Regions from separate parts of the Homo sapiens genome. Here region 2 is linked to region 1. A link is a contact called in ENCODE Hi-C or POLR2A ChIA-PET data. All regions are on one chromosome and are shown on one strand. The core of a region is the stretch at or near the end of the contact, and the rest is flanking DNA. Distances in the headings are between cores, read along the strand shown.

Evidence for each region. Hi-C counts contacts between places; a loop is a spot of excess contacts on that map. ChIA-PET counts read pairs that join two places held with the same protein, here RNA polymerase II (POLR2A). Pooled maps may share reads with other maps.
Region 2: a pooled map shows a loop between it and region 1 (2.5-fold over the local background). The contact joins two enhancer-like sites. A Hi-C loop is called at or near these places in 4 of 37 single-sample maps with no recorded cell type and 7 of 50 pooled maps. POLR2A ChIA-PET finds 5 or more read pairs at or near these places in 6 of 52 experiments (Caco-2, GM12878, OCI-LY7 and 3 more).

Annotation. Positions count from the first base shown.
Region 1 is chr4:145,194,251-145,197,065 of GRCh38, forward strand. LOC105377465 (a long non-coding RNA gene) reads right to left here. Exons shown (of 3, transcript XR_939276.1): 3 at 2,495-2,815. Among named protein-coding and RNA genes, the nearest start is that of OTUD4, 15 kb to the left of the region's middle. Within about 2 kb of position 1,486, at least 3 of the 41 ENCODE cell types and tissues checked have a DNase peak (open chromatin) inside an H3K27ac peak, as active enhancers do.
Region 2 is chr4:145,124,806-145,127,620 of GRCh38, forward strand. It overlaps ABCE1 (ATP binding cassette subfamily E member 1), which reads left to right. Exons shown (of 18, transcript NM_002940.3): 17 at 185-296; 18 at 2,721-2,815. The coding sequence ends at 2,768. Among named protein-coding and RNA genes, the nearest start is that of ABCE1, 28 kb to the left of the region's middle. RefSeq lists an enhancer at 1,327-1,566. Within about 2 kb of position 1,431, at least 4 of the 41 ENCODE cell types and tissues checked have a DNase peak (open chromatin) inside an H3K27ac peak, as active enhancers do.

The DNA.
Region 1 (2,815 bases), core at 236-2,735:
AATGTCCATCAACTGATGGATGAATAAACAAATATGGTATATCCATATAATACAATTAAAATCAAAGTACAACACAACAACAAAATGGTGAACCTTGAAAATATGCTAAATGAAACAAGCCTGGCACAAAAGGCCACATGTATGATTCCCTTTATATGAAATGTCCAGAAAAGGCAAATCCATAGAGACAGAAAGTAGAGGGAGTTGAGGAGTGGGAGAATGGGGAGTGGCTGTTAATAGGTAAGATTTTTGAGGACAGGTGAAAATATTTTGAAATTAGATCAGGGTAAAAGTTGTGCATCTCTATGAATATGCTAAAACCATGAAATTGTGCACTTTGAAAAGGTGAATTTTGTGAGATATGAATTATACCTCAATAGAGCTGCCATAAAAAATAAATAAAAATGGGCCAGGCATGGTGGGGCTCACACGTGTAATCCTAGCACTTTGGGAGGCCAAGGCGGGCGGATTACCTGAGGTCAGGAGTTCAAGACCAGCCTGGTCGACATAGCGAAACCTCTTCTCTACTAAAAATACAAAAATTAGCCAGGTGTGGTGGCAGGCGCCTGTAATCCCATCTACATGGGGGAGGCTGAGTCATGGGAATTACTTGAACCTGGGAGGTGGAGGTTGCAGTGAGCTGATATGACGCCACTGCACTCCAGCTTGGGGGATAGAGTGAGGTTCTGTCTCCAAAAATATAAATACATAAATAAATAAGAAGTATAAGTATTTCAAATAAACTTAAAAATTAAAAAAAATGCATTTTATTATAGTAATCTCCCCTTACTGGCGGGAGATACATTTCAAGACCCCCAGGGGAATGACTGAAACTGTAGACAGTACCGAAACCTATACGTTCTGTTTTTTTCTATACATATTAATGCATACTTATGATGAAGTTTAATTTATAAACTCGGCAAATAAAATAGAATAATTATAATAAAATACTGTAATAAAAGTTATGTGAATGTGGTCTTTCCCTTTCTTTCTTTGAAAATATCTTATTGTACTGTACCATGGGGAACTGAAACTGCAGAAAGCAAAACCTCAGATAAAGGGAGACTCCTGTATTTGCTGTTGGGTCTACCACAAGGCTCAGTTGTATAAAGTCAGCCACATTTTCTTGTGCCAAAATCTACCATGTTTCCAAACAATTCAGTAAGTGTTTGTTTCATTTTCCCCAATTAGCAAGAACAGTCAACATGTGTAAACTCATTATTTGGTAATATAATAAGCTTGTCTGGTATTATCTTCTAGGATAAATACTTGTAACTATAAATAGCACATTCAGTCTCCTAATTATCCATTTTTATAAAAATCTTATCCATAGATAATCTAAGATGAAGAAGTAGACAATAAAGTACCAAGAAAAAATAAAGCACCAGTAGAATGAGAAAGTGTAGCAGGACATGAACTTCTTGTTTTAATGTTTTCTTTCTCTTTCTTTGCAATAAACACATTCCAGGAAAGGCATGTCTACTGCCACTCCTGAGAATGGAATGAAGGTATTTCCCTTACCTGTTTTAAAGACTGACCACTAGCCTATAAGGCTATTGCTCTAAGCACGAGTTTTAATGAGCCATCAAGATCTATTGTGGGGCCTGGCATGGTGGTGCACACTTGTAATCCAAGCACTTTGGGAGGCCGAGGTGGGTGGATTGCTTGAGCCCAGGAGTTCAAGACTAGCCTGGGCAACATGGTGAAACCTCGTCTCTACTAAAACCACAAAAATTAGCCAGGAGTGGTGGCGCACGCCTGTAATCCCAGCTACTTGGGAGGCTGAGGCAATAAAATTGCTTGAACCCAGGAGGTGGAGGTTGCAGTGAGCCGAGATCACACCACTGCACTCCAGCCTGGGCGACAGAGCAAGAGTCAGTCTCAAAAAAAAAAAAAAAAAAACTATTGTGAAAGAAATTAAGAATAGTCATTTGATTTGTGTGTGACTATGTACAAAAAAAAAAAAAGCAGAAAGCACATGAAGTGAGATGATAGGAACTGGTGATTGGGACATAAACCTAGGAAAAAATGTCACAGAAAGTAGGAGCCTGGTGCGCAAGAAGTGCAGAGTAGGTGGACTATTACACATAAAGTTTTGGTGCCGCAAAAGAAATAGCACTCGAATATAAAATTTTCTTTTTAATTCTCAGCAAGGCAAGTTACTTCTATATAGAACGGTGCGCCCTTACAGATGGAACAATGGTGAGCGCCCAGGTGGACAAGGGAGGGGAAGGGGTTCTTATCCCTGACGAACTTGGCTGCAGCCGCTGTGTCATTCTCCTGTTAGCTAGGGTTAGACCACACAGGCTAAACTAATTCCGATTGGCTAATTGAAAGAGAATGATGGGATGAGAGCTTTGGCGGGAGTCAGGGCAGAGCAGGTAGCAGGTAATCCTAATGAGTTAGAGTGGAGCAGGTGGTCAGAATGAGTTAGGGTGGAGCAGGTGATCAGAATGAGTTAGGGTGGGGTAGGTAATGGAAAAAGGTTGCTTTATGAGGAAGTTAAGTTTAAAAGTAGAAGGCAAAGAATTGAACATACTGACATATTAATTCTTTGAAAATAAATTTAGAACTCCCATCTAACAGGACTAAGGATTACTGTGAGGCTTACTGCCCAACCAGCCCCAAGCCTTCACAGGGGGAGACTCCAGGCTCTTGCACGCATGGACTCTGCTGGCTGGCACAGACCCAGCTTATCAGCAGATCACCATCTGATTCCAGGAGTTTCACTCTGTCCCCAACCAGCCACTCCACATTTACACCGTCTCTGCAGCGGCTTAAGTCTTGTTGAGGTCCAAGGAGGGCCTTGGATATC
Region 2 (2,815 bases), core at 181-2,680, 70 kb before region 1:
ATATAGTCCAAGCAAAGCTATTTCTGAACACAGGATTTGTAATATGCTGTTATTATACTGTTATCCAGATGATTTATGATTGGGGAATTTGAGGTAATAGTAATTCTTAATACCCTTCCTCTCAAAAGGTAGTTACATTTCTGAAGTAAAATTTAATCAAAATTGATTTTTTTTTTTCTCTTAGTCCTCAAACCCTTTTGGCTGGCATGAATAAATTTTTGTCTCAGCTTGAAATTACATTCAGAAGAGATCCAAACAACTATAGGCCACGAATAAACAAACTTAATTCAATTAAGGTATGTAGAAAAGTTGTCTTAAATCATGGATTACTGATCTCAGTATAAACACTTGAAAGGCTATTTAAAAATCAATAACATATGGCTGGGCACAGTGGCTCACACCTGTGATTCAAGCACTTTTGGGAGGCCAAGGCAGGCAGATCACTTGAGGTCACGAGTTTGAGACCAGCCTGGCCAACATGGTGCAACCCCATCTCTACTAAAAATGCAAAAATTAGCCGAGTCTGGTGGCAGGTATCTGTAATCCCAGCTACTTAGGAGTCTGAGGCAGGAGAATCACTTGAACCTGGAAGGTGGAGGTTGTAGTGAGCTGAGATCATCCCACTGTACTCCAGCCTGGGCAAAAGAGTGAGACTCTGTCTAAAAAAATAAAAATAAATTAAAAAACAACCATATTTTATTTTAAAATTCCTATGTTTTTTACATTTTAAGACCTGATGGCATACTTTAGTGTGCGGTAGGCAGCAATTGTAATGTAGCTGTCATTGCTGTGTGAACTCAAGAGCTCTTCCTGTTTTCTCTTTAAGTTGTATCACAGTTGTACTACCTATATTGATTACCACTTAAAATGTCTGGGGAAAGATTACACTAATTCACCATTGTAACAAAGAATTTTTTAAGAATACCTTAACCAATTTCTGTTATATTTTTCAATACATGATTAAAAGGTGTATTTTAGGCCAAGCGCAGTGGTTTATGCCTGTAATCCCAGAACTTTGGGAAGCCAAGGAGATCGAGACCATCCTGTCTAACGGTGAAAACCCATCTCTACTAAAAATACAAAAAATTAGCCAGGCGTGGTGGCATGCGCCTGTAATCCCAGCTACTCGGGAGGCTGAGGCAGGAGAATCACTTCAACCCAGGAGGTGGAGGTTGCAGTGAGCTGAGATCGTTCCACTGTACTCCAGCCTGGGCAACAGAGCGAGTCTCTGTCCCTGCCCCCGCCCCCGCAACCCCCGCAAAAAAAGTATATTTTGAAAGTCTAAACAAGCTCCTGTGATGAGGAAAACATTGTGTCTACTTAATTGACAATGTTTTTTGTCTTTGTAGTTCACAGTTGTGCACCCTACAGTTGATTTCCTCTGTGAAATACAGTATTTGTTTCTTAAAAGGCAAAAATCTTAGTCACTCAGAAACAGAAAGTAAATGAACTCTAAAAGCATTTCTGGGTTGTTTTTTTGGTTTTGGTTTTAGTTGTTTGTTTTTTTGAGGCAGAGTCTCACTCTCTCACCTAGGCTGGAGTGCAGTGGCGTGATCTCGGCTCACTACAACCTCTGCCTCCCGAGTTCAAGCAATTCTCTGCCTCAGCCTCCCGAGTAGCTGGGATTACAGGTGCCCACCACCACACCCGACTAATTTTCTGTATTTTTTTGATAGAGATGGGGTTTCACCATCTTGCCCGTGCTAGTCTTGAACTCCTGACCTAGTGTTCCACCTGCCTTGGCCTCCCAAAGTGCTGGGATTACAGGCGTGAGCCACCATGCTGGCCATCATTTCTGTTTTTAATATCTGCAGTGCCTCAAAGTGTTTACATTTTATCACTCTGTATCCATCATCCTTAATGCTTAAAAGCTTTAGAAGTATGTTATACATACTTCTGCTGTAGCATTTATTTTCATATTTGTAGTCCTAGCTTTGCTGCTAAACCATGAGCTCTTGGAATGCCAGAGGCAAAGTTATCTTGCACGTCATTGTATTCTTAAGCACCTAACAGTATGTCTGGATGCCTTTTTTCTGATTGATATTACTTCTTGGCCAGGATAGAGAAATGGTTAAGTTCTCACATAAAATTGAAGAGTTTTCTCAGTTTTGAAAAGCATATTGGGTAGAAAAGAAGAATTTCTTTGGAAGCATTAAGGACACTTTGTATTGTCATTTTCTTAGACAGACTTATGGTTCAGTCACCATGAGTTATCATTTCTGTATGCCTACTCATCTTAAGATTGTCATACCTTAATCCTAATAAGAGAACAGCTCAACAAGTAGGTAGGTGAGATTGTTACTGGCCAGTATTGGAAAAAACTTTATATATATATATTTTGTGTAGTAGGCAGATCTCAAACTGACAGTATGCTGCATTTTGAATCTGGAGATAAAAGTTGCATTGATGAAAATGGAATTTAATAGTTTTCCTAGAAATAATAACACATAGCAAAATTTTATATATGTGAGGCATCTTATATAAAGGGACTTTACTTGAGTTGGTGCAAGTGAGTCATTCTAGCATTAGGGATGGGGCAGAGGTAGTTATCTTTCCTTTGAGCAGTGGACCCAGGAATATCCAGAAACAGATGGTATGTGCAGAACAGGTTGTACAGGCACTGTTTTAAGCACAGCTAAGTAATACCATGAGTGAAAGTCTACTTTTACCTATAGTAGAATCGTGTTGCTGATTTTTGTGGCTTCTGTTTTCTTTTTTAGGATGTAGAACAAAAGAAGAGTGGAAACTACTTTTTCTTGGATGATTAGACTGACTCTGAGAATATTGATAAGCCATTTATTAAAAGGAGTATTTA